Regions from separate parts of the Mus musculus genome. Here regions 2, 3, 4 and 5 are each linked to region 1. The links are chromatin loops, found by intact Hi-C in ENCODE. Cell type or tissue: left cerebral cortex. All regions are shown on one strand. Each heading gives the region's core, and the rest is flanking DNA. Links, peaks and the distances in the headings are about the cores only.

Evidence for each region. A loop is a pair of places that touch in the nucleus more often than their neighbours do. Peaks named below come from ENCODE experiments on the same cell type or tissue, not always from the same donor. Only the 100,000 strongest peaks of a DNase experiment are listed, where the experiment ranks them.
Region 2: a loop joins it to region 1, with 1.9 times the contacts of the local background. A loop is called at or near these places in 4 of 42 quality-filtered maps.
Region 3: a loop joins it to region 1, with 2.2 times the contacts of the local background. A loop is called at or near these places in 2 of 42 quality-filtered maps.
Region 4: it touches region 1 in a loop (2.8-fold over the local background); 5 of 42 quality-filtered maps call a loop at or near these places.
Region 5: it touches region 1 in a loop (2.1-fold over the local background); 2 of 42 quality-filtered maps call a loop at or near these places.

Annotation. Positions count from the first base shown.
Region 1 is chr13:43,613,424-43,619,811 of GRCm38, forward strand. It overlaps Rnf182 (ring finger protein 182), which reads left to right and starts at 2,374. Exons shown (of 2, transcript NM_183204.4): 1 at 2,374-2,644. In left cerebral cortex, for the core only: no CTCF peak of the experiment used is centred there; DNase peaks (open chromatin) are centred at 2,476, 3,202 and 4,314; H3K4me3 peaks cover 2,104 bases; H3K27ac peaks cover 1,011 bases.
Region 2 is chr13:43,709,293-43,715,680 of GRCm38, forward strand. No RefSeq gene overlaps it. Among named protein-coding and RNA genes, the nearest start is that of Gm20751, 4.3 kb to the right of the region's middle. In left cerebral cortex, for the core only: no CTCF peak of the experiment used is centred there; a DNase peak (open chromatin) is centred at 2,644.
Region 3 is chr13:43,663,249-43,669,636 of GRCm38, forward strand. It overlaps Rnf182 (ring finger protein 182), which reads left to right. Exons shown (of 2, transcript NM_183204.4): 2 at 4,512-6,388. The coding sequence starts at 4,727. The coding sequence ends at 5,470. Among named protein-coding and RNA genes, the nearest start is that of Gm52070, 40 kb to the right of the region's middle. In left cerebral cortex, for the core only: no CTCF peak of the experiment used is centred there; a DNase peak (open chromatin) is centred at 3,076.
Region 4 is chr13:43,722,363-43,728,750 of GRCm38, forward strand. No RefSeq gene overlaps it. Among named protein-coding and RNA genes, the nearest start is that of Gm20751, 8.8 kb to the left of the region's middle. In left cerebral cortex, for the core only: a CTCF peak has its summit at 3,588 (motif pointing left); DNase peaks (open chromatin) are centred at 3,311, 3,564, 4,350 and 4,847.
Region 5 is chr13:43,681,958-43,688,345 of GRCm38, forward strand. It overlaps Gm52070 (a long non-coding RNA gene), which reads right to left. Exons shown (of 3, transcript XR_003950720.1): 3 at 5,551-6,388. Among named protein-coding and RNA genes, the nearest start is that of Gm52070, 21 kb to the right of the region's middle. In left cerebral cortex, for the core only: CTCF peaks have their summits at 2,771 and 2,998; a DNase peak (open chromatin) is centred at 2,887.

The sequences.
Region 1 (6,388 bases), core at 580-5,579:
AGGGGCGGGGCCAGTCTCACTTTCCTACTGCAGGAGCACTAATCCCTTTATGAAGGACAATTACAACACACTCACCTCTCAGCTTCACCGCTTAAAGGTCCTGAAATCTCTCAATGCCATTACACTGTAGGTCTTCGTGGAGCTGGGGGTAGGGTAGGGGTGGGGAACTTTACCCCCAGACCACAGAACTCTCTATTTTAGATAGCTATGGAGAAACTTTATACAGACTAGGTTCACGCTACGCTTGTATTTTTTTTTTTTTAAACTGCATCCCCCTCTCTCTGTATAGCTCCCTCTGATGTTGCTTCTCTTTCTCCTCTCTTCTTTTTTTTTTTTTTTTAAAGATTTATTTATTTATTATATGTAAGTACATTGTAGCTGTCTTCAGACACTCCAGAAGAGGGAGTCAGATCCCGTTATGGATGGTTGTGAGCCACCATGTGGTTGCCGGGACCTGAACTCTGGACCTTCGGAAGAGCAGTCGGGTGCTCCAACCCACTGAGCCATCTCACCAGCCCCGCTTGTATTTTTTACACATCATGTATTTGAGGTTTTTGATGATGGAAAAGAGAATAATAGTCACTCAATAAAAACAGCAACTGCAATACAATCTCACAAAAACTATGGCGCTGTACTGCAGGTGTCCACAACATTGTTCTTTCAACAGGAAGTTGAATATGTATTTATTGTATGTTTTATTATTTTTAATTTATTTTATTTTTAAATTTATTCTTAGTGGCAACATTTGGTACAGTGCAACCGTACCAAATTAATTTAACCAGATCACTGTTGGTCCACATATACTTTGTTTTAAATTTTTGCTGGTAGAAAAGTGGGGGTATGTTGCACTCTTGCATAGCTCTCATTATCTATTCATGGGTTTCTGTGTAACATTTCTTAGATTCAGATAGCTGGGAGAAACATACATGCACTTTGAGTTTTGATACATATCTTCAAATGACTTAATGGCGTGACAGAAAGATTTCGTTCTCTTGACTTCATCTGGAAGCACTGATCTTTTATTTATTTATTTATTTATTTATTTATTTATTTATTTATTTATTTGGTTTTTCCAGACAGAGTTTCTCTGTATAGCCCTGGCTGTCCTGGAACTCACTCTGTAGACCAGGCTGGCCTGGAACTCAGAAATCTGCCTGCCTCTGCCTCCAAAGTACTGGGATTAAAGGCGTGCACCCCCCCTCCCCCACCTACTGATCTTTTTATTTAAAAAAAAAAAAGTAGGCAACCTTCCTTAGGAGTGAAATGCTTTCATTTTAGTACATAAAATGGACCTTCTATTTTTATAAGTTAATACATGGAGCCTCCTCTATCGGTAACGTCTTTGTTTGTTTGTTTGTTTTGTTTTTCAGTAATGCTGTTGTTTCGGTGTGTCCTTCTCAGACAGCTTGAAAGCCCAGAAAACAATAGCTCTCCAGGGGGTTAGTTAGCATGTTAATGGGACTTCTTTGGTGATTCACAAATGCCAGGACAGTCCATGGCCTGCTCTTGAGGTCCAAAGGAAGACACTGTAGAATTTGGATTTAGTCACTGAACTTTCAAGAAAACATAGTATAGAGGAGTGACTCACCCAGGGGAGCTGCCCTCTAGCTCTGTCCTTTAAAAAAAAAAGCATGACCCAAGGCCTGCTGGTACTTTTCCCTCTTTCTCCAAAAATTTCCTCAGGAGAGGCTATCTAGACTCCCAAGGGAGCCTAGTTGCTTTCCTAAGGGTCAAGGTCGGCAGTATGCAGCTAGACGGTGGCTCTGTCACTTGGTGCCCATGGTGGATGCTTAGCAGTTGTAATCCGTCCCTAAGCAGTGTGGCAGTGTTTCACATTCACACTGAAGCCTGTGTGTAAAAGTTGCGGTTTAACATCTCGTATTTATCATCAGAAGTCAAGGCTCCCTTTCCCTCCCACGGGAGCCCCTGGCAAGGCAGGTGCTTGGCTTGATTGTGGGAGACCAGAAATGCAGCAGAGGCAAAGGTTGCGGTTGGTTGGTGGTGATTGTGGTGGTGGTGGTGGTGGTGGTGTCTGATGCAGCAGCCGCAACAGGAGCACGGAGTACCAGTTGCTCAAAGTGATAGTTTATCACTTTGTACTGTCCTTTCTTCTCCCTTAAGTGAATTTCCGTTTCGAGGGCAGAGCTTCATAAAAGAAAGATGTGGTGGTGACGGGGACCTTAGAGCTTTGGAATGTCCAGAGTAAGAAAGCAAAGCAGAGCCTGCACTGCAATAAGATTTGGCTCTGGGCTTAGGGCTCTCTGGAGCCTTCCTGTCTCTGGCAAGGGACTCTGAGACTCGGGAGTGTCTACACTGGCAGTGGCTCCGGGTGTTTGGGGGTGGGGTCCTTGTCTCCTCCACACTACCCAACTGCTGAGAAGAAGGGCGTGGGTCTCAGGGCTGGCGGGGTCCCGGACCGTGGTGCCTTAGGGGTTCAGGCTCTCGGCCGGCCCCGGCAGTGGCGGTTGCCATGGTGACGTAGGGTCGGCTGTGCGCCGTAGAGACAAAGCGGCCCGCCCGCCCGCGGCTCCCGAGCTCCTCCTCCGCCGCGCCTCCCTCAATCCCTGGCGCCGCCGCCGGAGTGGCTCTCGATCCTCCCATCGATCCTCCAGTCCGTCCTCCCACGGCCCCCGCCGCTGGTCAGGTAAGGCGCGCGCCAGTCCGCGCGGCCCAGGAAGGGTCCCCCGAGCGCGGGGTCCAGCCGCTGCGGGGTGTGCACCGGATGCCCTGCGGGGCTACCCTGATGCCACCCACCGTCACGGCCTCCCGGAGCCCCGGGAGCCCAGCACCCGTAGCAAACTTCGGGCCGCGCTCCGGGCGCAGAGCCCTCGACACCGCCTGATCTGTCCCGACCAAGTTGAGGGGCGGGCCGAGCCATACCCACCTGCCAGGTGTCTCTTTTTCCTTCCACCTCTCTCCTTCGCCTTTAGGAGGAAAAGAAGGAAACAAAATTACCCCAGGACTTTTGTGTTTCATGGTTAATTCCTTACAGAATAGGATAGGAGGTGCAAGGAGCAAATGAGAGGTTTCTTTCTTTCTTTTTCTTTCTTTCTTTCTTCTTCTTCTTTTTTAAATTTAACACAAATCTTTGAAAAGTCAGCTCCTTCTGACGCTTGTGGTCCACGCATTTAGAAGTGGTATCTGGAGTTCCTCTGGGTTTTGGATCTGAATCTGGAACTGCATGGTGGGAAAGAGTGCTCGGGCTCGTTTCTAGCCTTTCTAGAGCTGTTAGCTGGACCAGTACCTTGTTGGGGAGATACTTGGCACAGACATCGTTGCTATTGTTTTGGGAAGATATTGTGTTCACGCTCTAGGCAAGTGGAAAATGCCTTGTGTTTTTATGCAAGGGAGCCATCCAAAGCATCCTCGGAGGCAGGTGTCCAGGCAGTGTTTGCATCAGTGTTTATGTGTGCTGGCAAGGACTGAGATGCAGTTGCCAAGGGCATTGGGATACCTGATAGGAAACTGCTTAAGTTGTGGGTACCAGTCCCTTTCAGTGGCCACAAGCCAGCAGATCATTTCGTGATAGTTTGTTGCAGACACACACACACACACAAAATTTTTAAATGTGATAGTGAAGACTTTTTTGGGGGGGGAGAGCACTAGAAATGATATGTACTATTATGAGAGAAAGAAAACATGCTTTTCCGGGTTACAGGTGATCAGTTAAGGATATTATACATGTGCAGATGTTATTTTATTAATTGGGGACAGATGCTGTGTTGATAACTGGAAAATTACCCGCCTGATTAAGTTGTATAACTCAACTTAGAAAAATCATGTTTAAGTAGGTTAGAGAACGTTTTATGGAATGAAAGGAACTCTATTTTGTTTTTGTTAGCTCATATTATAGTTAATGAAACAGTAATACTGATTATTTTGAGTTGTGGTTAACTTGATTAGAATTCTGGGTATTGTAGCTACAGGAGGTGCCATCCCAGAGTGATTATTTAATATCCCCCAACCCCCTTGGGATTCCAACACCTGTTAGCTTGCTGATTGCTGGGTTCCTAAGCTTGTTCTCATGTGCCAACAATTTTGAGTAATGCCACTTCATTATAAGCCTGTATTGGAAACTAAAGGATTTACACTGCAGTAATTTTCAGATTATTTCCACAGTTGTTTTGAAACCGAGTTTTTACCTGCTGCGCGGCTCACAGATGCTGTACTAAATACTCCTTGATGAAGGCAATGAAACACTAGCCTGATTCGAATGAAGTAGAGCGGGGTGGAGAAGAGAAGCAGAGGAGGAGAATCATCAGCTTTTTCTCATTTCAGCCCGAGAGGCAGTCAGACCATCAAAAAACCGAAGGCGCATTACATAGTCACAGAATGTAGTTGCTTGGTACTAAAAATACAATTTGAGTTCTTTCTAAGGTACCAGGAGTGCAGCTTTATTTAGCTCTTTGTCAGCAATCCTAACATTCAAGTACAAGGACTCTGTACGTGTAGCTATATGAAACCCACACTGGGAATTCTAGCCTGGGCAGTTGTGGCTCACAATTAGAGTGTTGAAGCATAGAGCTGCTTAGTGTTACGATGGCAAGATAAGGGCTCCTGTTTGCAGGTACAAGATTCAATAGTTTGGCGTCTTCAAACAGCACCATTTTCTTTTTCTTCCTTCCAAAATAAAACAAGTAAACAGAAATAAACAGCTACAGATTGAATGCACTGACTGCTTAACTGTATTAGGTGGCTTACAGAAACGTGGTCTCACTATTACATATATCACTGGCTTCCTGGACTCTTGAGTTACCACCAGGGCTAAAGCCACCATGGGTAAGGGGACAGCTGTACTATTGTAGTAGGAAATGCAAAAAACATACCTTAGGGACTTGGAACTTGACTCAGATCAGCCACTTGGGGGAAGCAAGTATGCCCTTAGGTGTGAAAGATTGGTCACATCTCTTCAAGATTCTCAAGGGTGCCTGTTATTTTATTGCAGATCCTGGTTTAAAAGTCTGAATTTTACAAAGAAAAACTGGCCTTAGTTTTTGGTCTAAGTTGTAAAACACAGTCAGGTAAATGATGGTATGGTTGGCCCACCTGGGATTTCTGTTCTTCATGTGTATCAAATATATTCAAAGACACCAAAGCAAGCCAAGGAATTTTAACTTTAAATTGTTGTTACTGTCGTGCTGTTGAGTGTCAGTTGTCTGTAACCTTAAATCCTGCCTGGCAGTCTAAAGCCACTTAGCCTCCCTCCCTTTCCTGTTTCTGGACCATCATTCTCTTGCAATTTCTGGTTGCACTGTGATAGCACAATTGCATCCAGTGCAATGTGTGGTAGCATTTATAAAATCACATTGCTGAAGGACGATCGGTTCTTAATGACTTCATTACTCAGACACTTAGGCTTCAATATGTGGCTGGAGAGAAGGCAACCCTGAGACCTCGAGGCAAGATGCTATAAATATAAGGTATCATTTCCTGACCTGCTGAGCACGGCAGGTATTGATCATAGCTGCTGTGCAGAGAACAGGTGGAAAGAGACTGGCCATGGTGGCAGGAAGGGGTATTTGGTGGCATAGATTATTAGTAATGACTGATTAGGTAGAAAAATGATTGTGGGTATATTCCAGTTTTGTGTTTGAAGTGATGGAAAGATACAACAATTTAAAGCCATACTGCAAACTCTTAAGTGCTGGGTGGAAAACGTGTATGTTTATATTTTTGAGATAGAAGTGTAGTTCAAACAAAATGACTGATTTCTTTTATTTTCTAGCTACATGTAGCACTTAGTACATATTCAGACACAGTTAACAAATGTGGACCAAAGAACTTCTTATTGATGAAGCTATTAGAGCTCTTTGGTTGAAGAATATTCATTTTACACATACTCTGATTATTTCTTTGATTTTATGTTTTTTGGTTCACCATGTTGCAACAGTCTACTCCCATGGTTTACTGTGCTGCCCTGGTTATTTTTTGTTTGTTTGATTGTTTGTTTTAGGGGAAAAGTTACCACTTAACTCCATACTGATTTTAAAAAAGCCATTTATACGCTCAGAACTTCTTTTTAAAATGTGACTTGGCTAATTTGTAGTTCAACCAGAAAAATGTTGGAACTCAGTGCGTGATGGTGCGCATTAATGAGAAACTACGTTACAATCCTTATTCTTCATTTTGGATGTCTGCCGTGGTGCTGTGGTGGACAGAAGCATTTGGGCTTCTGTTGGTGTACTTCTGTCACTTCTGTCACACACATCCTCGAGTGTCTTATGCCAGGTTTCCCTTTCTTCCCTTTAACTCAGTCAAAGGGCCCAGGAACTGGGTGGTGAGTGTCTAGTGGGTGAGAAGGAGGTCCACTCACAGCAGGTGCCCTTTGGGCACAGTGTTCAGGCAGCAGGGAGGAAACTCTGGTGCCTCTAAACACCATTGTAATACT
Region 2 (6,388 bases), core at 424-5,423, 96 kb after region 1:
CTTCCCCGTGTTTATGAGGAAAGTGTTTTACCAACTACCTCCCTGGCTCAGATCCTTGACTCAGAACCTTGGCTAAAGAAAATAGGATTTCAGCTCAACCCCAGCCTTCAGGAAGATGACTAGCTCCTTTAAGATCAGGTCAGCATCCCACCCTGACCGCTAGCGTGGCCCTGAGTGGGGATTTGAACAGTCATATCCCCTGGCTTTTGCCTTCTCAGGATACCCTATTGTTAATGGTCTGCACTTCACCTAATACTTGGCTTTAGATTCCTTTGTTTATGCTCACACCTTCCAGGGAGTTTAAACCTCCCTGGAGCGGCCCCTTCCCTAGCAGGGTTTCCATAAATACAGGAGGAAGACCAGCCTGATGCCTAACATCCTGCCTTCATTTATCTAAGGCTGGTAGAAGGCACCACCTGACCTTGGCCCTGAAACTGGGGCTTCTAAAAACAGAACGCCAGAATCATTGGCTGACATTGGCCACACCTCCTGAAGTCCAAGCCCTGAGCTTTCTAAAAGGTCTATTAAGTACGCACAGATGAAGACTCTGAAGGACAAGAAGCTCATGCCTGAGAGAGCAAAAGTCTCTCACTGGCAGAAATTGTTCCTTGTTGTACAAAGTTACACCAGTGGGGGAAAACATAGGTCAGTTAAGCTCACTGGTTTTAGAATCGCATGAATCTGGGTATGAGCCCTGAAGTATATCCATCCCTGGCCATGTGATATTGAGAAAGCGGTTGTACTCATATGATTTTCTGGACAAGTATGGGGAGGTGTTGCTGTTTCTATGTAAAATGAAGAAAAGGGATGGAGAGATGGCTCAGCTGTTGAGAGCACCACCTGCTCTTCGGGAGGTCCTGAGTTAAATTCCCAGCAACCACATGGTGGCTCACAACCATCTGTAATGGAATCTGATGCCCTCTTCTGGTGTGTCTGAAGAGTGCAGACGTGTACTCATATAAATAAAATAAAAATTTTAAAGTAATAATAAAAATAATAATAATAATAAGACAAGGATAGAAACCAAGACCAACTGGATGAACTCAAATATTAAAGAAAGGGAATATATCACCAAACTTAAAATGAAGAAAAGTGAGGGCTGACACAATAGCTCCATAATTTCTCAGAACTGCAAAAGAATAAACATTGTTCCGTATAAACAAAAGGAAGGACGGACGAGCAAGATTGCCCAGTGGGTAAAGACACCCACTGCCCGACAACCCAGGTTTGATTCTGAGGACCCACATGGAGGAAGTTGAAAACCAACTCCCTCAGGTATGCCCTCTGCATATTCCCTGTCCCCAAAAGAAATATGTAAATAAAACCTAACTTCAAAATAAATACAATAACAGAAAATGAGGCTTCCAGAGGCTGTGGGAGGGATTCTTAGCACAGTGGCATCTCCTAGTTTGGGAGGGAGTTCATGTTTGGTGTACAGTAGAAACTCATGATAGGGTTGCAGCCACAAAGGGAACCCAAGCACTGTTAGAATTTGGCACTTCTCAGTGGCAGCATTGATGGTAAGAAGGCTTAGTGCCCATGAAGCCTTTCTAAACATCGACAGTACTTTCACGTGCTCTCTAGAGTGTGGTGCTCACTCAAGGAACTGCTCTAGGAGACACGGGTCCCAAGCTCCTTACAATGGATTTTCCCGTTTGGAGGAGAAGGGCTGGCTGTCTCTGCAAACATAGATGCTTCTGTCTCGGGAGAGCACCAACTCTGTCCTCTTTATCTGCAGACTGCAGCTGACCCCTGCCAAAAACCCAAAGAGTGGCAGTGCATGCTGTTACCAGTCATCTTGTGCAGAGAGGGAGAAGCGGGTCTCAGACTTCTACAAAAGGATTTTCCCATAAAGCTTGGTTTGGTTCTCCTGACTCTGGACTCTCATCATGCTGTCACGTATGTTTTGCTTTCTGAATGGCAACCTCCCTGCAAAGATGTACCCACAATGAGTACCCCACAATAAGGATAATTTTATTTGGAGAAAAGGTCCTTCAGATGTAAGTTATAAATCTCACAGTGACATAATTCTTGATTATTCTAGTAATCCCTAAATTCAACCATAAGTGATCTTACACGAGGTAGAAGAGAAAGTGTAGACATGCAGAGGAGAAGGCTGTGTAGACAGAGAGGTGGAGAGTATAGTGATAAAGCCACAGTCCAGAGCCCGGAGTCACCAGTGTTGGAAGAGCAATGAAAGATCCTACCTTGGGGTATTTGGGAGTATGATCCTGCTGACAACTGTGACTTGGGAGTTTTGTTCTCCAGAGTTCACACACACAGCGACACAGATAAACAGACACACACACACACACACACCACACACAAATACACACTACACACACAAACACACTACATGTATAGACACACAGACACACGCTATACATATAGACACATATACACATCTGTCGATAAAAATGGCAACACAGGCGACTGTGGTGAAGGGAAATACTGCAGTGTTCATGTGCACAGCGAGGCCATGTGTTCCCTCCTTGAGGCGGAAACCACTAGAACTAATGTGTCCCCACAGCTCTTTCTCTGTCTCTCTAAAGGCCTGGAGAGTGGCTGGTGGCTTCATTCTGTTGCCTGGAGCGTTCCCCATTTGTATTCTCTCCACATGCGTCTCCCCATCACAGAGGGACTTGCAGAGCAAAGCCTGACATTTTCCAGTTCTTGAGTCTGTGCCCAGAATCAACAACCCTCACCAGAAAGAACGGACAGATCCCCAAGCCCTCAGAGCAGAATTCCTCTGGCTGGCTGGCTAGCTGTGGCTTCCCCTTCCCTCCCCTCAAGCCAGTACCCATCTCTCAAGACTCCAATGTTGACTAAAGAGTGGTCCCAGGGCAGAGTGGTAAATGCAGCTATCCCTTCATACCTACAGCGTCTGCATCCTCAGACTGAACCAGCCATTGACCAAATATAGTTTAAAGATTCACCAGAGCCAAATGTATACAGGCTTTTTGATGGTTATTAGCCCCTAAGCCAGCCAGTGTAACAACTGTGCTTGTAGCCATTTATGTTGTATTGGACACTACAGTAATCCAGAGCTGAATTAAAGTCTATGGAATAGGCTGGGTGTGACAGGGGATGCATGCATTCCGAACGATTGACTGTCTGAGGAGGAGGGATGCACTGTATTAGTGACTAGCCTTTACTGTGTAACGGATCCTGTCTTAAAAAAAAAGGAAAGAAAACACTTTCCTGAAAAACCAAAGAAATCAACAACAAATAAAAACCAAGTCCATAGGAGGGTGTATTAGATCCCCAGTGAATTGTGCGTTTACTTCCTTAGGGTCCAGCTCAGCCTGTCCCTTTTGTTCATGATGGCAAGGTGTGAGTGAGGGAACAATTTGGTGTTTGCTTGCTGCTGCTGCTGCTGCTGCTGCTGCCTCTCTCTCTCTCTCTCTCTCTCTCTCTCTCTCTCTCTCTCTCTCTCTCTCTCATGGCTTACTTGAGACCCACATGAGTTCACAAAGGCTTTATATCCATCAATAGACTCCCATGTTGTTCATCTGGGAAAGCTGCCCCAGTGCTCTGAGGTCACTTGTGTGATGCACGAGCTGGGCAGATAGTTCAGGGGAGCGCAGAACCAAGTGTTTTCATCTCCACGCTTCCCCTTCCCCACCTTTGTAGCTCTGTCCAATCCCACAGGTCACCCATTTTAGATCGTCATAGTCAGTCTTGCTTAGGTTCATGAAGTCTACACTAAGCTAATAAAGCCCTGTGACTTTTGTTCTCAGAGAGCTACAGGCAAGGTCCTGTGCATGTCTCTGCTCAGGTTTTCCAGAAACCCAGGAGTGACCTCATTCTTCAGGAAGCTCCTGGAAGGTCGTCTCGCCTACTTTTAGGCATGTCCTCTTTGTCCTGATGGAAGAGGGAATACCCAACCCTCCAGACTACCAGAAACTCCCATTTAGGTTTTTATTTCTAGTTACATTCACTTTGTGAACACCCTGCAGGCAGTGTTAGCCATGGCTCACACACTTGCTTCCGGGATCCTCTACAGAGTCCTCTGCAGATGGGGAGGCGCCTTCTGTAGAGTGTGCTTCACTGTCCGAAGAGGACTCACTCAGTGCACCTGCCTCTGGAGTTCTCCAACTCTCTGTCCCTTACCTACTTCGTGTTCTATAGTCTCTTTAAGTATTTGCTCCCTTGCACCCATGTGGTCTTCAACTAGCCATGACAAGTTTGCCTGAGGGAATACCTGAGCTCCAGGCCTAGAGGTTGTGTGAACCTTGTAGACACTACCCAGTCTGTATCAATATTGTCTTCATCCACTCTGGCTGGTGCTGGCTTCTGAGAAGAAGATGCTCCTCCATTGAAGATGTTGGGGGCACACAGAGGAGCTCTGTTCTAGCAGGATCCCCATGCTGTCAGGTCCATCGGAGGTAGGGCTTACTCTGCTTAGTAACAATATTTTGACTCTAGTCAAATGTCCTAGGTTCACCTTTCCTTTCAGTAAGAAAAGAAGGGAAATTCAGCTTAAAGGGGACATGACTTATCTTGGCTCACAGCTTCAGACTGTAGCTGCTTGGCTCTGTTACTTTGAGCTTGTGATGGGCCAGGCCAGCATGGCAGAGAGAAGGTAACGAATCAGAGATGCTCGTCCCAGATTGAATTTGAAGAGCTATCTCTATCTACTTGTCTTTTTGTTTGTTTGTTTTGTTTTGTTTTTTCAAGACAGGGTTTCTTTGTGTAGCCCTGGCTGTCATGGAACTCAATCTGTAGACCAGGCTGGCCTTGAACTCAGAAATCCACCTGCCCCTGCCTCCCAAGTGCTGGGATTAAAGGCATGGGCCATCACTGCCTGGCCTTATCTATCTATCTATCTATCTATCTATCTATCTATCTATCTATCTATCTACTATCTCTCTATCTATCATATATATGATAGATAGATAGACAGAGGTGTGCATACCTCTGGAGAACTACTCCTAACTAAGCCTCATCTCCTAGTGGTCCATTGATTTATGACTTCATCAATTCATTAATACATTGGTGAAGTTAGAGCTTGCTTGGTCCAATCATCTCTGAGGAACCCATCAGCTAGGTACCAGTCCTTTAACTCTTGAGCCTACGGAAGACATTATGTTTGATCCAAAACATGACAAGTCTAGATGCTTAATTTGGTCAGATTCCCACTTCAGGGTGGATGACACTGTGCTCAGGCAGTTTCTTCCTGATTTCCAACAGAGGAGCATCGCTTTATCCCACCTAAGAGGGAGGGATGAGGGAAGGAAAATGAGAAGAGGCAAGAGTTTGAAGCAGAGGGAGGAGTTCCAGCCCTTCATGGCAGGGTCAAGGAATACATGTCCCTCTGGGAACAACTGGTTGCATTTAAACAGTGTAGCATGCAGATGAGACACCAGGGAGGGAAGAATTGGTGGAAAGGGGAGAGACTGAAGGACCAAGCCAGTAACCCACTGTGTCTGGGCCTGTTGGTCCCGCCAAAGAGTCTGAGACGTATTCTTAAGGCAATATGAATGACGACAGGATTTAAGGCTGACAATTAACAGCCTCGTCAGCTCAATGTTTTAGAACAAGGGCTCTGACTGCCTCCCAGAGCAGAAATGTGATGGGCCCAGACTCGCTCCAAGCCAGGAGATCAAGTAGGAGGCTATGGCTGAAGTCCAGGGAGAACGGATGAGCTTGGATTGAGGACAAGAGTGGGAGGCCTTAGAGAGGCAGGAGATGAGTCAGCCAGGGGCTTCTGGGTAAGCAGAAGGTAGGAGAGAGAGGAATCTGGCTTGAACCAATGGATGGTGGCATTGCCTGGCTTGCGGAGCACAAGGGGGGCCCAGCCTGTCACACTGTCACAAAAGGCTATGGTTTCCCCTATCCTTGGATAGAAAAACTCTCTGCCTTGGTTTCTCTAGGGAAATGCTTGCTTGGGAGATAGTTCTCAAGACCCATTGTCCCTTCTTTCTTAGAGTCCAGTGGCTACATCTACCCCAGAACCTAAACATCACAGTATTGCAGGGTGACTTCATATCTTGTCATGTTCCATGCGTAAAACAGTTCCTATAAGCTGTGGTTTCTGTGCATTTTGGACCAAAAGTAAAATTTACATGTTTCCATTTTGATTTTGTCCTTATTTAATGTTTGATCCAACCAATATCTCATTGTAGTGGACCAATAAGGGTCTTGCTTAGTCTTTCATTTTTCTTTGTTCTCTTTGACTGTTTAGAACAGCCAAAGTTTAATGCTCTAACAGACCAATGCAAATACCACAAATGACAGAGCTGGCTAAACAGCGATCCCGTTATCCCTTTCTTGCAATATAGGAAAGTGCATTTCCCAAATACCACTATAATTAGGCTGAGACCACGGGGTGGCTGGGTTTGGCCAATGTTATCTGGCTAGAAAAGATGGCAAGTGACTTCTGGGC
Region 3 (6,388 bases), core at 701-5,700, 50 kb after region 1:
CACATACATGCTGTATACTGTACATGCTACACACTGCACATGCCGTACATGCTGTACACCACTGCATATGTTGCACATGCTGCACACTACATGCTGCACACGCTGTACACACTGTACATGCTGCATGCAATGCTGCACACAGCCGGCTGTTCCCCTCCTGGGATTACCAGTTGTTGCGTAAGAATGTAGGCATCTTGTTACTCACTTTATGACAAAAATATCCAAGAACAGAATACTAAGGAATGGCTTGTTCCCCAGAACATAGCCCTCACAGCAAGGGAAGATATCAGCAAGGAAATTACAGGATCCACTGAGGTTTGAACTCAGACCACTGAATCCAAAGTCCAGAGTGCTAACCATTACACTGCAGGGTCATATCTAGGTTCTTATTTTGGTAATTTATTTTTTTGAAACTTTATATATGAACACTGCATCTATGTCCCTCTCATCTCTCCCTTTCCTTTCAACTTCTTTCATGTCCTCCTACCTCCCAAACTTATGATCTTGTCTTTTAAAAAGTAGTGTTACATGTATACATTTGTGTGTGTGTGTGTACACAAGTAAATGAAGAAAAGTAATACGTTTTATTTATTTATTTTTATTTTGAGACAGTTTGACTGAGTTAAAAAGCACATCCCAAAGTGGTCTTGGCAGTGCCAGCATGTGACTACAGCAGCTTGGGCAGAATTATGAGTGTAAGACTGGTCTGGCTAAGGAGCGAGTTAAAGGGAAGTTTGAATAACCTCGTGGAATCCTGGGTCAAAATAGAGTGTTTTAAAAAGTGGGGCCAGGGGGCTGGTGAGATGGCTCAGTGGGTAAGAGCACCCGACTGCTCTTCCGAAGGTCCAGAGTTCAAATCCCAGCAACCACATGGTGGCTCACAACCATCCGTAACAAGATCTGACTCCCTCTTCTGGTGTGTCTGAAGACAGCTACAGTGTACTTACATATAATAATAAATAAATAAATCTTTAAAAAAAAAAAAAAAAAAAAAAGTGGGGCCAGGGCAGTGGCTCAGTATAGAGCATTTGTCCAGCATGTGAAGGCCTTAGGTCAAACACACACACACACACACACACACACACACACACACACACTCATGTACACACACTCACAATACTCTCTCATACTCTCTCACGTACATACAACACACACACAGGCACACACACATTCACATAGGTACACATTCACAAACACACACATACTATCTCACATGTTCTCACAAATGTACACACATACTCTCTCTGTCTCTCTCTGTATCTCTGTGTGTGTGTGTCTCTGTTTGTCTGTCTGTCTGTCTGTCTGTCTCTCTCTCTCTCTCACACACACACACACACTTGAAATAAAATGATCAAAGTTGAATACAGTAGGCTAGACAGTGATCCCAGATAAATGGAGCCAGTGGAATGAGCAATGCAGGGTAGATGAGGCAGTGCTTGAGATAAAGTAGTCAATGGGTTAAAGAATGATATTCTCAAGGGTAAAGAGGAAGAGTAGAGGAAGAAGGCAAGTGGAACTTTTACATAAAGAAATATCCCATGGAATCTGTAAAGCAAAGCTGTTAGAGATACAAAATATGATCCTGCCAGACACTTTAATATACCCTGTCTACTTACCTCTAAAATCTCCTATCCACTGTGAAGATGATAAGCAATAGGTACAAAGTTATGTTTAATACCTATGCCAAGCCTGATGTCTCTTGAATATAGAACATTTGTTTCTGGAAGTCTTAGAAAATTTAAGCACACACTTGGCTACACAGAACAGCAAATTCAAAGGGGAAGAGGTCTTTGGAGTTCTCTTCTCTGATCATAATCCATTAATAGAAATAAATAAAAGAAGGTGATGAAAGCTTTTTACTACTTATAAATGAGATAACTGAAATAATATCAAAGGATAAATCAAAAGTCAAATGAGCCAGGCATGGTGGGGCACACCTTTAATTCCAGCACTGGGGAGACAGTGATGGGTGGATCTTGGTGAGTTGGACGCTAGCCTGGTCTACATAGTGAGTTCCAGGGCAGCAAGGGCTACATAGTGGAACCCTGACCACACAGAGCACCAGCAGTAAGAAGATCAAATGTCAGGCTGTCTAAATGCCCACAACAGGCTCTAGAAAGTGAAAGCTGTAGACAGTGGGAAGTCGCCACCTCGGCACACCTTTAAATGACCACGGAGTATTTTTAGCATGAAATGAGAAAAAGAAATGGCAACCCACACTAAGGTAAATTAGAGGAGACAGTGCAGCAAAAAGCTGAAGTGAGGGAAACAAACCCAACAAGACAGGGACCCTATGTAGCTAGCTCTCAGATCGGCAAGATGCAGCCAGTGTAAGTCTGTGTGCTCAATAAGAAAAGGGACAAAGTAAGCAAGTGTGAATGAGGAAGGGACCTGTTTGAAGGTTCAGGGGTCAACAGGAAGACAGTGAAGACAACCTGGTCAACTACTGGACAAAGACTTTGCAAACCCAGACGAACAAGCCTTTTTCTTTTCTTTTTTTTTAAATCAGATATGTGTCCAAATTTGACCCAAGAAGAAACCAAAAATTTGAATTGGATCGTCGCCATATTACAGGTGGGAAAGTGATTAGAGAGCCAACTCTGAAGATGGCAAAGTCAGGCTATGGGATGGCAGCCAAGCTCCATGTAACTTTTCAAGAGCACAGTTTACTATTGCTCACACCAGTTCAGAAGCCTCAAAGCTCCTGGTTCGTTTAAATGATAAACACACATTTGATCCCCAAACCCCATGCTTGACAGAAAAAAAATCCTAGAGGCCAATTTTGAACAGAGATGAAAAAAGGCTATCTGTAATTTTTGGCTCGTCACCAGAGCCCATTGATTGGCCCTGCCCCAAGCACACTGCTTGCCGCTGACGCCCACTGTACAGTCCTGTAGAATAGGAAGTCACTTGAGAATTAGGAAAATTCATAACTAAGAAAAAATGGCAGTATGTGCTCTTGATTTTGAAAACTGCGAGAGTTTAATTAGTTCTCTGTTGCCCCTTCCCGTAAGGGCGGTGCGATCCATAGCATGTTTTGAATTGCAGACAGTTGCTGTCTCGCCCCAGAAATGGTGTGACAGCCTTCTGCTATGTTGCTCCGAGCGGTGTGCTCAGAAATTCAAATTCATTTCCAGACTTTCCAAGCGCAGTGTAACTCAAGGCAGATCTACTCCCCAAATACCACATATTAAAGCTAAGGAGACCGGTTTGGTGATTTTCCACACCGCTGTTCTCTTTCACGGATGCTCACTATAGGTGACCCACTGTGCGTGTGAATAAGCCTTCTGCCCTTTGTCCATAGGTCAGTAATGTCACTGTTGCTAACATCAGGCCTGCAGATTGCACTGTGCCTTCTGCTTACCCTAGACCCTGAGAATTTACATGACACACAGTAGGTGCAATGGTGAATAGTGAGACTATATGGAGGATTTCCATGACACACAGTAGGTGTGATGGTGAATAGTGAGTATTTCCTGATATCCACCTATGAATGACTTTCTGTGTTTCTGGTGCATGTGTGTGAGTGTGTATGAGTGTGTGAGAGAGAGAGAGAGAGAGAGAGAGAGAGAGAGAGAGAGAGAGAGAGAGAGAGAGAGGGAGAGAGAGAGAGATAGTATGCATTTTCCATGCTCACTTCTCTCTCTTAGGATTTGGATGTGTTTAGAGTGCCTATATTAAAAGTTTGCATTTTTATCCTACTTTGTATAGACGTGTATGCACAAGACTGTCATTGAAACGAAAATCTAGTCAAACAGGAAGGGCATTTGCAAAACAGAGAAACGGAAACCATCTGTTTCGCTTACCAACACTCTTATCTCTAGCAAAACGCTTCCTGAGAACATGTCCTTAATGCTCATCCTTACAACTTTCCTTGGGAAGCTGGGCGTGGTGAGGCTTGTGGGGCTTGGCCCCCAATCTCAGCACTGTTGAGCCTGAGTCATGGCCTTGCTGAATTCAATGTCAGCTTGGGCCATGTAGTGAGCTTGGGCCCAGCCTGGGCTGTATAGTAAGACTGTCACAAACAGTTAGACAGACAGACAGACAAGTAAGCAATAGTAGGAAGATTTTTAGGTGTGCACCTCGGAAGGTACTTAGTTGTTTTTTTTTTTTTTTTTTTTTTTTTTTTTATAATGGTCCTGTGACTGAGTCCCATGTTTCAAAGAGATCAACCTTTGGTACAAATTTCAAAGAGATAAATCTGTCCTAGCTACAGTAGACACAGCTGTAGAGTGCATGGTACTGAGGTGTACCTCAGTGCACTTCACACATATTAGGACTAAGTTCCGTCTTTTGATGTTTGTAGATTGAAGCATTGACAGCTTTCTGCCCCAGGGCCAGAGTGGTGAAAGAGGAAGGGATTTAATCTGTTAGGTCTATTGCTCCTGACCCTTGGAGCTCAGAAAACGTCATGGAGCAGTTCTCAGAAACACCTTTTCGGTGATCTGTTTGCTCTATTCCAATCACTGTTTCGTTTGTTTTTTGTTTTGTTTTTTTTTTTTTCTTTGCAGATCCTTCAGCTGCCCTTTTAAAAAAAACAAACCTGTCAGAGACGGCACCAAGCAGGAGCTGAAAATGTTCAAAAGACTTCTGGATTCTTTCCCGTCTTTTCCAGCCCTCCCAGTCTCCTTGCCTGACTCAGATGATGTGATGTTCAGAGGGATCCTTTAATCCAAGTCACTGCTTAGCCAGGCGCACCTACAAAGGATTGCATCTCTAACTCAAGATGGCCAGCCAGCCGCTGGAAGAGCCTGCGGAGTCTCAGGCCTCGGATGAGCTCGAGTGTAAGATCTGTTACAATCGGTACAACCTGAAGCAGAGGAAGCCCAAGGTTCTGGAGTGTTGTCACAGGGTCTGCGCCAAATGCCTCTACAAGATCATAGACTTTGGGGACTCTCCCCAGGGGGTCATCGTCTGTCCCTTCTGCAGGTTTGAGACCTGTCTGCCGGATGACGAAGTCAGCAGCCTGCCCGATGACAACAACATCCTTGTAAACTTGACCTGTGGGGGCAAAGGGAAGAAATGCCTGCCTGAGAACCCCACTGAGCTGTTGCTCACTCCCAAGAGGCTGGCTTCCCTTGTCAGCCCTTCCCACACGTCCTCTAATTGCTTGGTTATCACCATCATGGAGGTGCAGAGAGAGAGCTCTCCATCACTCAGCTCCACCCCCGTGGTAGAATTCTACAGGCCAGCCAGTTTCGACTCTGTCACCACCGTGTCCCATAACTGGACGGTGTGGAACTGCACCTCCTTGCTCTTTCAGACGTCCATCCGGGTGTTAGTGTGGCTGCTAGGTTTGCTGTACTTCAGCTCCTTGCCCTTAGGGATCTACTTACTGGTGTCTAAGAAAGTCACCCTGGGGGTGGTCTTCGTTAGCCTTGTCCCCTCTAGCCTTGTCATCCTGATGGTGTATGGTTTTTGCCAATGCGTTTGTCATGAATTTCTAGACTGTATGGCACTTCCTTCTTAATCAATATGCAACATAGGAAACTCAGCGCATATGGCTACGTTCAAATGATGTATGTATGATTCTGCTTTCTTTTGTATTCCCTACGACTAGTGTCTACAGCTTCAACAAAGCCCTTGGCCATACGTCTGTGGTCCGTTTTCCTATCCAGATTTTTGGCTTGATGGGTTTTCCTGGATTCTGAAAATTAAAAATAGAAAAAAATAAAAATAAAAAAAGAGAAAAGTTTACTTCTATCTAGGGGCTAGCCAAGAGGCAAAGCTATAGCCAAGAGGCAAAGGCATAGCTTTCCTGGAGCCCCGATAGCTGTGAGATAGCCCAGAACAAAGGCATAGATAGGCCCAGGGAGTGCTTTCAGACAGGTACCAGATAAGGTGTGTTAAGCTGTGGCAGGTTCTTCATGCCTAGGTGGGGATGCATGGAGTCCTTTTTGAAGTTAGGTGTATCCCATGATGGTGGATAGATGTCAGAGGCAAGCTACTCTAAAACATGTGGGAGCGTCCCTCATTTTCCTGGCGCTGTAGCCCCTCATCATCTTCAGGTGCTTTCTCTCGTGAGGTAACGCTTCTCTGAAGTCCGCTGCCTCTTCTCAGATTCCTTTTGCTTCTGTGCAGTCCCCGACACCCTCCACCCCCCCCCCCCGACCCCAGGGTCCCCCAATCTCATCTTCCTGAGTTGTTCCTTCAGGCTTCCTGTTTTAGCAGGGTGGCCGCAGAAGACAGACATAGCTGAGAAGTTTGCACAGAGTTAGACTTCATGCCAGGACATGGCTATTTATCTTCCACCCAGGCCTTTTCCCCCCACATGTGTTTTTCTCCCAGGCTTCTCTGGAAAGATCTGAGCCATTTTTGCATGTGGGCATATTCACTGGAATAATTCCTTAAAGTGTGAAAATGCTTCATTTGGTTAAAATGTTTTGTT
Region 4 (6,388 bases), core at 546-5,545, 110 kb after region 1:
TTGAGGCTAGTCCATGCACATGTAAGTCTACATCATGGCCCTTCACAGGACCCATGTCTACAAAGCCTAGTGATTAGTCTTCTCTGGTGGTAGAATTCTGTCACTCATTTGATACTGGCCCAGGTAGGTAGTTGGCTGTTTAAACTGGTTTGAGCTACTTCCATGCTCCTGAAAAACCAACTTGGTCAACTGTTGCCTTTGTATGCAATAACTCAGAGGTGTTGTGGGGTGGTGAGCTATGCATAGGCAGCCTGGTCTGCAGTCGAGCGCGCAGGCTTTGAACCCTGGAGATGTGGCAGGTAACTTATCACCTACAAGGGACAGCAGATGTTCGAACATGCCTCCTGGGCCCCTGGCTCCTGTCATAGCTACAGCCTCCCACAGCTCTCCTCAGAGAGGTGTATGGACATCAGTCTTATAGGGCAATACCCCAAGCTCCTGGTATTCTGTCTGGACTCCACCCCCACAGTTGCCTGGCAACAGCTAGGTAAGCTCCTCCCCACAGTTACCTGGTAACAGCCAGGTAGGCTGACCCACTATAAAAGGGGCTGTTTGCCCCCTCCTCCCTCTCTTGCTCTTACTCTCTCACTCTTGCCTCTCCCTCCCTTGCTCCCCCTTCTCTGCACTCCCCCCCCCTCTCCCCCGTGGCCATGGCTGGCCTCCACTCCCCTACTCTCACACTCTCTATCTTTCTATAATAAACACCTTAAAAACATGGACTGTCTCTCCTTATCGGAATCTGCTGTGCTGGAGCAATGGAGCAGGTCCTTCTCTAACGAGCTGTGTGTCTAACCTCCTGCGGGAGGCCTCCCTGCGTTCTCAGCCATGGCTTCCACCAACCCAAGCCTTTGGCAGTACCAGCCAAAGACTCTCTTCCCCATTGGAACCTGCCAGAGCTCTCTCCTCCTGCCCGTGTCCCTTCGGCCCAGGCCAGAGCCAGCCCCGTGGGTCTCCACTCTGTTCTCAGCTCTTACTGACATCCAGTGGCATCTGTGGTGCCCAAGAGCGAGAACCTGCCATCCCTAGCCTCAAAGTGGTCCCGGGACTCCGAGCCAATTCCAGCAGGTTTGCAGGGACCCCAGCCTGTGCCTTTCCCACCCCCGGAGCGGGGTCCTGCGGCTTCTCACAGCCACCTAGCGATGGTGTGGGGTGTGCAAACTTCCCACACTCTGCCTTCCTGAGAGGCCCGAGCCCCAGGCCGGACTCGGGACCCCATTTTTAACCCACAAGGTGTCTATAGCAAAGCTAGTAAGAGTGTCTTGTTTATATCATTTCTGAAACTGGTGATAAAAGCCAGCGAAGCTAGAGGGCTTACTCAGGCTCTCCCTCTTCCTTCTCTCTCTTGCTCTGTGTGTGTGTGTGTGTGTGTGTGTGTGTGTGTGTGTGTGTGTGTGTGTGTGAGAGAGAGAGAGAGAGAGAGAGAGAGAGAGAGAGAGAGAGAGAGAGAAAGAGAAAGAGAGAGAGAGAGAGAGGGCAGGCATGTGTGGAGACCCAGGTTCCTTAGGAACCATTTGTCTTTCTTCTTGAGGCAGAGCATCTCACTAGCCTGGTCTCACTGTGTAGTAGCCTAGGCTGGCCAGCGTGCTCCAGGGATCCTTGCATCTCTGCCTCCTAGAGTTGGGATTATGAGCAAAGGTCACCACACCCAGCTTATTTATTTATTTTTTTATTCCCAAGAATAAACTGTTTAGCTCTGGCTGTCCTTGAACTCACTATGTAGACCAGGCTGTCCTTGAACCCATGGAGCTCTGCCTGCCCAAACACACCGAGCTTGTTAATGCCAGTTCTGGGGCTCTGACTCGGGTCATCCAGCTTCCATGGCAAGTGTTTTCCTGGCGGAGCTATCCGCGCAGGCCCAAGCTTTCTCCTGACTTCACTCTCTGAGTCTCTATCCTATCAAAAATGGTACGGGCATGAGTCCCCACCTTGTTAACTAGGTTGTGGAGAGGGGAACATAAATAATGTGCAGATGCTAGAACCCAGCACAGAATGCTAAGCGGAAATCCCAGGAGGCCATTGCTATGAGCTCAGCTCCTTCCCTAGGCCCTCCCCCCCACTTCACACCGGGTTATAATTTAAAATGGAATCACTCATGCCCAAGGCCTTCATCATCAAGCTGAAACTAAGCTGTTTATCCGACCTCTCAAGGAAAATGAGAGATAAGAGCCAACTATCCGAAACAGGTCAGTTTCAATCCGCATGCTGATGAATTTACATTGGTTTTAATTTTAATCCATACACAAAGACGTGGCCTGAAATAACCCTGTTATCCAGTCTCTCTGTTCTTGTTATTCTGTCCCCTTGTCCCACCTTACAAAGGACGGTGACTTTGAAACGATCAGCTTTTTTTCTGGTTCTTTATTTCTGTCTATTAAGCCAACCTCTTCTCAGGTTATTGAACCAGACATCCTATTTTTTTTTTTTTTTTTGATTCTGAAATTAAACCCAGAGCCAATTAAGATGCTTAAATTCCATTGTTGTGACATTGCCCAGGGACAATAGAAAGTACTCAAGTACTTGAAAAACATTGTTGGTGTGGACGTAGGCTATGTGGGGTTTGTTGTTGTTTTGTTTTGTTTTGTTTATTTTCAACATCTGCGGTCCTGTAAGCCCCTAGCAGAAACCCTGGGAGAGAGGTGGTAGTGCCCACCATTGAGGGATTCACTCAGTTTGCACCAAGAAAAGGGCAGGCCAGTGAAGATGCCTGGGAAGATACTCAGGCTCCTCAGTTACCGCAGGGACATTGAAACGATGGAGAGATGACACCTTAGAGCAGGGGGTTCTCAACCTGTGGGTCCTGACCTCTTTGCAGGGTTGAATGATCCTTCCATAGGAGTTGCCTAAGACCATTGGAAAACACAAATATTTACATTACGATCCACAACAGTAGCAAAACTATAGTTGTGAAAGTAGCAACAAAAATAATTTTATGGTTGGAGGGGTGGTCACCACAACATGAGGAACATTAGGAAGGTTGAGAATCGCTGTCGTAGGGTGTGTGTTAGAGCAATGCAAAAATGACCACCATAGGCTAATTGTTGGAGATTAGAGGTGGTTAAAAGAAAAAAAAAACAGTTTCCCTGCCTGTGAAAAATCAGCTTTTCCAACTACAACCATGATGGAACCCATAGCACACCCACAACAGCTGAGGGATTCATGGGTCAAATCGCCAGGTGGTTCAGTAAGATGGGTCAGCCAGGAACACGCTCAAAATGAACTCTCTTCAGGCTGTGAGACGCAACTGAATTCTGATTTCTGCAGGGGAATGATTTATTCCGCTTCACAGATAAGCCCCGAGAGAATTGTGTTGGTTTTGTTTCCATACTGATCTCTATCTTCTCTTAAGCTTGACTACCAAGTCTCTGCTCAGAATTCCGTTCTCACATAGCATTCTTATGTTAGCATATCGGGTTCTTATGGCATAATGTCAACTTAGTAATAAAAGGCTACTCAGAAGTGTGTGAGGAAGTGTATGGCTCGCTCACCTGACAAGGGCTGGGCTGTTTCTGCTCTGCCTGAGGTCATTCCTCCTAAATGCTGCATCTCAGACCCGTGTCTTGCTCTTAGCTGCCCTCTAGTGGTCAGAACACAGACCCTGCCCCCAATGACTTCCCTGAAGAAAGACAAAATAATGACCCACATTCATAGATAATCAGTGGGTACTCAGCGCTCACCTGGGTCTACAGCTTATGTCGACATCACGCTAGAAAATCTTGCTTTTTTAGAAAAATGGGTGAAAAGATGAAATGGGTGTTGTTTTGTTACGTTTTTAATTGTAGTGGCCAAGGAGATGACTGAGCAGGTAAAAACAAACAAACAAACAAACAAACTCGATTTACTTCCCTTCCAGGAGACCCAGGTTCAGTTCCAGAATCCAGGTGGTAGCTGACAGCCATCTGTCCTCGGGATCCAGCATATCCATTGATGCCTCTTTCTGACTGATCTTTAAGGCCTCATGCATGCATGCATGCATGTGGTGCACACATGCACATTCATTCATAAGCACACACATGAAATGGATAAACCCTTTGAGCCTAAACACATTAATCTAATAATATGTGATTGGGAAGCAATGCCTTGGGAACTCAGGCGCCATCTTTGACTTAACATCCAACCATATACCTGTTCTGGGTCACTAGTCCCAGCATCCCCTGTTCTCTAAGGGATCTTGGCCCGCCTATTCTACTGTGAAGTACTTGCAGATAGGCCTAGGAGATAAGGGTCACCTGTAAAGATCCGATGTCCTGTCTCCTGTGAGTTCCGTTTTCTGGGTCTGGGACAGGGAATAGAATTAAAGAGATGGATGAACCCTGATCACTGGCTGCCTTCCCCACCCAAGACTACACACAAGATACAGGAGTAAAGGGACTTTATTATGCTAAAGCCAAACGGTAGCTTTTCCCCCACACAGTCAGCTGGGAGATGGCTCTGCCACCTGATGAAAGAGACATCCCCATGTCTGCTCAGGTACTGACCTTCCTGCTGTTCGGCACCTGCTCTGGGGAACCTGAGGCCTTTTGAAGTCCTGTGCTCAGGATCCCGCAGATCCGGGCTGTAGACTGTGCTAATTGCTCTCACCTTAGGGTCGTCTACCTTTTATCCAACGTGTGGAGGAATCAGGGAGTCCTGTCAACATGCACACTGAATGCCAGCTCGTGAAGCTTGTGCCAAGAATCCGAAGCTCCGTGAAGATTAATTACTGGCTGTCTCTGTGGTCTCTCCATCGGTCAGACATCTCTGTTTCTCCGGAAAGCTAATATAGATCTTTCACAAGGGCCAACTTTTCCTCTGGTTGGAGGCCCTGCCAAGAACGTCTTCGACACATAGGGGACACTTCAGTGGGAGAGAGCATGGGGAGCTGCCAGCAATGGAGTGGGGGAGAGGCAGAGGGTGGCACTGTGCCTGAAGAAAACATCACATGACCTCTGGGCCAGGCCATGTGGATCGCTCTCGTGTGGTCCTCCCACTTGGAGACAGACAGAGCCCAGAAGTGTGCTTGTTAATAGACATATGGTTGGTTACAGGGACCTTACCTCACTGGACTTAAATTAATTTTTTATGCTGTATTCTTTAGTTAATTCAACAAAGACTTCAACAAATTGGGAAGTAAACAAAGATAAGTAGAGCAGGATTTGAATCTCTGAAGGCTAACCAGTATTCACCATGACATAGACGATGCATTTAGACTTAGCTAATTGAATGGGCTTGCCTTCCTCTTTCCCTCCCTCCCTCCCTCCCTCCCTCTCTCCCTCCCTCTCTTCCTTCCTTCCTTCTTTCCTTCCTTGATTTTGATTCAGGATTTTGCTATGAGCCATGTTGACCCTGAACTTCCTATGTAGCCCAGGATGGCCTGGGGCATGCAATAATAGTCCTGCTTCAACTTCCCAAATGCTAGGATTAGAGGTCCACCTCTGATTTCGTTTTAAAATGGAACAGGCAGTGTTGTTCTCCTGAGTTGTGTTTAAATGCTTAAGGAAATGGTTGAGAAAACAGCAGTTTCCTAGATTAGCCCACAAAGGTTTCTTCGTCCCTTCCCCTTCCCCTCCCCCTCCCCCTCCCTTCCGTTCCCCCCCCCCCCTTCACCTGCTCAATGCTGCACCACAAAGCAGGTTCATTCATCCACCAGAAACACATCCACATTTTGTGTTTGCCTCTGAACTTCAAGGGTGGTAGCTCAGCTGGCCCAGTCCCACTGGCCTGGTACACATCATTGAAAATAAATTAAGTGATCATATGTCCCTGTGTTCTCTCTGAGCATACACTTTGTCCCAACCATGAGCCACTGTGTTTCGAGGTGAGGATGCAGAGTCACAGAGACCAGAGGACCTGCAGAGTGAGCCAGCGCTTCTGAAAGAGTACAGGGTGCCATGGCCTGATAGCTCTTGCTATCGTGGCTGTGTAGACAGCTCACGTCTGCAGAGATGCTCCTGGTTAGAAGGAGAAATTTGACAGAGGAATGAAAAGATGAATCCCAAACAATATGTTCTTTAGAGAATGTGATGAATAAAGTCATAAAAACCTCGAGTCTGTAAAACAGTACATACATTTAAAGATTCAGTCCTCACTGCATCTATGAAAGGTAAAAACTACTTATTACCATGCAGTGTGTTTAGCATACATTAAACACCTATTATTTGCTGCCACTGTTCTCTACTCTGAGAACAGCGAATAGACCCAGGCTCTGCTGTGTGCACCTCCTAGTAGGCAGGTTAGCTCTCTTTTCTTGCTAGACTCATGAGTTTTCTCATTGCTGTGACCAAGAAAAAGCCCAACTGGGGAAAGGTTTATTTCTGCTCGCAGTGCAGGGTGCACATCCCTTGTGGTATAGAAGGTAAGGTACCAGGGGATGCTGTTCACAGCTCAGTGGGTTGGGAAACTGAGGAAGAGG
Region 5 (6,388 bases), core at 716-5,715, 69 kb after region 1:
GCTGTTGTCAGAGAAGACTGATGTGTGAATGACTGAAGAAGAACAGCGTGATGAATCCACCTCCCAGCCATACAAAGCCTCGGTCCAACCTAAAGTTGTGCTATGTGAGTGTTCCCTGGTAATGAACACTGTACTCCTGAATGAGCTGCCCTTTCTCTCTAGAGAGAATGAATCTAATCATCTCTTCATACATGCTGTTCTCATTCATCTGTATCTACTGAAGTGTCCATGTTTCTAACATTGTATAAATGGGACATAGTATACCTGCTGTGACTTGCTGTGACATTATTTTCTTGTCTTCGCTTGTTTTGAGATTTATCTATGTTGACAACAGGGACTGTGTAGTATTCTGTGGTACGTGTTGCTGATGGCCATTTAAATTACTCCTGATGGTTTGCCATTAAAGACAAGAAAGATGTCCCGATTACAGGCCTTATGCACTCTCTCGGGGTTCCTTTAGGAAACACGGTGTAAAGAAAAATGATTTTGTAGTTGAGAGGTTTACGTGTTGTAGAATTCACTCAGTTTGGCCCAATTGCTTTGTAGATGTCTGTAATATTTCATACTTGCTCTAGTCTGTGTGTCCACAGCTACAACATACCTTCAGCAGTTTTTCAGTGTATGTGTTTGTGATGGTTTCAATAAATATGACCTCCATAGACTCATGTTTTGGAATGCTTGAACCATAGGGAGTGGCACTATTAGAAGGTGTGGCCTTGTTGGGAGTATGTGTGGCCTTTTTGGAGGAAGTATGTCACTGTGGGGGCAGGCTTTGAGGTCCGAGGCTCAAGCTATGCCCAGTGTGACACATAATCTCAGTGTGGCACATAGTCTCCTTCTCCTTCTGCAACATGATGTCTACCTGTGTGCCACCATGCTTCATGCTATGATGATAATGGACTAAATCTCTAAAACTGTAAGCCAGCCTGTACTGGCTAGTTTTGTGTCAACTTGACACAGCTGGAGTTATCACAGAGAAAGGAGCTTCAGTTGAGGAAATGCTCCATGAGATCCAACTGTAAAGCATTTTCTCAATTAGTGATCAAGGGGGAAAGGCCCCTTGTGGGTGGAACCATCTCTGGGCTGGTAGTCTTGGGTTTTATAAGAGAGCAGGCTGAGCAAGCCAGGGGAAGCAAGCCAGTAAAGAACATCCCTCCATGGCCTCTGCATCAGCTCCTGCTCCCTGACCTGCTTGAGTTCCAGTCCTGACTTCCTTTAGTGATGAACAGCAGCATGGAAGTGTAAGCCGAATAAACCCTTTCCTCCCCAACTTGCTTCTTGGTCATGATGTTTGTGCAGGAATAGAAACCCTGACTAAGACACAGCCCCAATTAAAAATTTTTTTTATAAGAGTTGCCATGGTCATGGTATCTCTGCACAGCAAAAAAACCCGAAGACAGTGCTGTCATATCCCCTGGTTTGGTTTGCTTTCTGTTTGTTCTGCAGAATACGCAATGTGAATTCTGTACTTGGGTCTTGTCAGACATGTTCAGATACCTTCCAGTCTGTGGCTTGTTGCTCCAATTTGTGATGTTGATTGTGAAACATTTTTGTTCTGGTTCAGTTTTTCTCTTTATGCTTTTCAGTCTTACAAACTTTAAAAAGAAATCCTGCTGGACTCTGAGGTCAGAACTGCTGGACTCTGAGGTCAGAACTGCTGGACTCTGAGGTCAGAACGCTATCTGCTCGCATCCTTTGGGTGGTGAAGGATGTATCAGTGGTAAAGGCTCTTGCTGCTAAGCCTGATGGTTTTGATTTTATAGGGGATTACAGTTAAGAGATTAATTTGATTCCTGGGACCTACATGGTTGAAAGAGTGAATCCCCTCTTGTAAGCTGTCCTCAAGTTCCCACATGGAGGTCTTCAGTCCTGGGGTTCAAGTGGGGACTTATTTTTTTTAATAGCAGATGATAGAGTTATACCGGTGAGATTTAGTACTGCAAATCTCAGAGGTTCAACCCCCAAGTCTTTCTGGTTTACTCTGTACAACCACTGTGGATTTTTATGGATTTCTGCCTATCACTGTCTTCCAAGGGTTCTAGGTGAGTGGAGGCTTTTAGACAGAAGCGTCAGCTACAGCCACAGCATCCTGGATGAGCCCCATCTTCTCTGATCCTGGAAGGTAGGCAAGGTTGAGCTGGATAGCACTTGTATGAGACACAGGTAGGTTGACTTGCCTGCTTGGAAGGAGTTATGGGGTTATTCTGCTCACAGGTGAGACGTATTTCTTCTGTCCATAGTCCTTTAGTAGCCCAAGCGAGCCATATGGCCACTTCTAATGAGATGCAGGAAAGAGGTATACTCCCATCACTGGTTGGACAGTAAGAGACACCTGGCCAGAGGTGAGCGGTGCTAATGAGAACTGATCCCCTTAGAACATGGAACCCACTGGGGAAGAGACAGAATCTAAGCCTGGTGACAACCCTGGAGATTGGATGCCAGCCATGCTTACAGGATAGGCAGGGACAGAGTTTTTCACTCCCCCGCCAGAGTCAGGCATTCTGGAAATGAGGTCTGTTTACCATCTCTCTACAAAGCATTGATCCCTGACCATGAGTCAGTTGATACCCAGGCACCTCCTGGCAGCTGACTCTTTCAGATTACCCAGTTCCATCACACCAGTCACTCCCTCCCTGGGGTAATGGTCAGTGTCTGTGTAACAGTACTGAACCAGCCTGCAGGGGAGATGGCAGTCTTCCAGCTCCCAGTCCCTTCTGAAACACCGTTGCTTGGAAGGATAGACGGAACCTAGCAGAACATAACAAAGATGTCTCTGGATGCCCCGCTGACTCCTGTGGGATTTTGCCATTTCCAGTGTTACTGTGTGACTCACGGCTCCATCTCCTCTCCTGCCGTTTTTTTGTCTCAGGAAAGGAAGCAGCTGGGCTTCTGGCTCGAGCACTGAACTTCCTATGACTCAGGGGACCAGCCTGTTAGCATCGCTTTGTTCATGGTAGGCCCCGTGCAGGACAGAAGGCTCTGCTCTATCCAGGAGGGTGTGGAGCATGTGCTCCATCTTGAGTTTGTAGTGACAGAGCAAGGATTCACAGGCTGTTTATTTCCAGGAGGCGCGCTGGCACTTTCTATTGCCTCTGGGTAATTAATGGGCTGTTGGTTGGTGGCTGAACTACAGAGGCACACAGACTTTCATTTCCACCATTTCCGTATCAAATGTAAATCAGAACATTCCAGGGGAAATGGTGGCCTCTAACAGCAGCCTGCCTTGGTAACATTTCTACCATCAAAGCATGACAAAATAATTGAAATAACAACCCTGAGCTCCTGTCACTAGAGGTGTGGCCTTCTTGGAGTAGTTGTGTCACTGTGGGCATGGGCTTTAAGACCCTCATCCTAGCTGCCTGAAAGTCAGTATTCTGCTAGCAGCCTTCAGATGAAGATGTAGAACCTTCAGCTCTGCCTGCATCATGCCTGCCTGGATGCTGCCATGCTCCCGCCTTGATGATAATGGACTGAACCACTGAACTTGTAAGCCAAGTGTTCAGACCCATAGGCGATGTTAAGACCTCTTTTCTTTCAAAATTACCCAGTGTCAGGTATTCTGTTATAATAGCAGAAAACAACTAGAAAAGTGGTCAATGTGACCCTCTCATTCATTATAGAGATCTATGTGACATAGGAAGTTGGATAAAATAGCTTCTAGGGTCCCTTCTGTGCTGGCTCCCTGTGGTTACTATAAAAAAAGAAGCATATTTGTTCTCTCCCATGTATAGAGAGAGCTTTGAGAACTGAGATGTGGGGAGTGCTCAACTCCCTCTGAAGGCTCTGAAATAATCTTTACCAGGCCCCTCTCCCAGCTTCTGGAAGCCTCTTGCTGGAGACATATTGCTCTAGTCTTTACACAGCAGTATTCTGATGCCTCTGACTCTGTGCCCCAAATCTTCCCTTTTTATAACAGGGTGTTGTGGGAAATATTAAAAAAGAACCAGCAAGCCCCCGTGCTACATCTAGTTACTCTCTGCCCTGGTGGCAGTCTCGAGTCCTCTATCTCTAGGCTAGCCCCAGCAGCCTAGACCGCAGTCTTGCCAGCTCCGGTTCTCTTGTCTCAGTGCCACCCATACCTTCTTAGTCATAAATCCCCTGTGGTTGGTGGTCCTATACTCCAGTAACTGTAAAACAAAACTCTAGACACTTATAATTAATCAGCCAGAGTTATACACCAATAAATTCTCAATATACAAGATGCCCACACAATAGATTTAGGGCTAATTGATAATGGTACAAGCTGCCCACCTAGATTGGACAAGTTACCCCCAATTATTCTTTCCCTGTATGATATTATATCTACCTGTGGCTATTGAAAACCATTCGGAATCATCCTGATCGTCCTCCATCTTGCTTCCTTCTCCCCTCTTCCTGTGTTGCTCCCTGTCTCTGCAACTCTTAGCTCCACCCCCATTTTCCCTGTCCAATCACAGGCCTCCTGATGCACAAATGCTTAAATTAATTGGACAGGGAAAATCCTGTCACATCAGGGAACTGTTGGACTAGTGCTCCCCTAACTCAGAATCACCGTGTCCTAATTAGACTGGGAGCAACCCTTTTCATAGTAAGCGCTAGGAGTTAGATCTTCAATATACTAATTTTTAGGGGACACAAAGCAATCCATAATGCCTTCTAATGCTGTCATTCAGTTGTTCAGAGAGCTATAAAAGTTTAATTAGAGTTGACACTTTTCCTCAATCTTCCTTAGTCACTTTCATTCATTGCTCACGTAACTCTGCTATCTCATATTCTCTGGCCTTAAAGAGAGTGAACACATCGTTTATCTGACTGTGAATGCCTTCCAGAAGTTCTTCTGTCTGTCTGTCTCCCTCTTTTAAAAGATTTATTTACATGTCTTTTATTTATGTGTAAATATTTACCTTTATATGTGTGCCCCCACTCCTATGCACACAGGAACCCACAGAGGTCACTGGATCTCCTGAAACCAGAATTACAAATGGTTTGATGGTTGTGAGCCACCATGTGGGGCTGGGACCCAAACAAGGGTCCTTTGCAAGAGCAGTAACTTCTCTGAACTGCTGAGTAATTTCTTCAGCACCCCCCAGCCCCTTTTGTTAACTTGAAGTCACTTTTACCTTTTAAGATTTATTTTTATTTGTTCAAACACGCATGCCCATGTGTGTGCGTTTGCGTGTGTTACTATCCAAATGTACGTTCAGTTGCCTTTAGAGGACAGAAAGAGGACATTGGATCTCCTGGAACTATGAGTTACCTAATGTGGGTGCAGGGAACCAAACTTAGGCCCTTTATAAATACTCTTAAAATCAGCCATCTCTTCTGCCTCTCCCTACCCACGTGTTTCATTAGTACCACAGAGAGCTAGCTGGCCCCAGCCTGTGCTTAGTAAGAGATTCTTTGTTTGGCTTGTAGATAATAGAAGTATAATCTGGCTTTTAGAGCAGCAGTTAATTTGATTGTCTCAATAATATTTCTGCTCTCTCCCTCTCTGCTGCATTTGCCAGCTGCCAGCACTCCATCCCCATCCCCATCCCCACCCCCACCCTATGGAAATGCTTTCTCACGTGGTAGTTTTTTTGCCCTCTGAACCATCACTATGTCCCTGGATGGCCCTTCGAGATTTAAAACTAGCCAGGCAAAGCTCAGCCAACCAGGACAATCCCTACCTCATCAGAGCACAGTGAGACCTGGGAACAGAGGCATCTATCTCAGGGAGACAAAGACAAAACAACTAATTAGGAGCAGATCTTCTCTGTGGGGCTTCTCTGGTAATCGTGGGGATTTTTAAAAATTAATATTACAAGGAAAACAGTCAGGAAATTAATTTATATACTTGGCACAATTCTACAGTAGGGGGGAAAAACCCACAGAAAAAGGTCTGGGATGATCTAGGGCCACTGTTAGACGTGGTTGGTTGTCACTGAGGAATTGGGCATGATTTGGGTTGTCTTTTCTTTGTATCAGCCATTACTTTCCATGTGTCTTTCAAGGAGCCTCCATTTCTTTTGTCCTCCGGGCATTTGTGTGAACACAGCAAGGGATGTATGTTCCTGTTCGCCGTGTCTGTGCATCTCAAACCTTACTGCCTCCTTTCTCCTGCTGTTGAAGACGTTACTTAGCTATGGAAGGAAGATTTGGACTGTGGAGTTTTCTATGAGAAATGGTGTAAAATGACCTTTTCCCTCATTTTCTCCTCCAGTTACACTTGCAATGCATACCACGCTGCTGTTATGTAGGTCGTGATGAGGTTATGCTCAGAAACCTAAGTTTAGATGAAAACGGGAGGTCAGACTGACTGCCAGGAAGCTGCTGATGTAGGCCAATTGTATGGGTTGCTACATTCCAAATTATCCTGATGAAAGAACCGTATGGAGTACGCTTCTCCATACCATGCGGTGGAGGAATG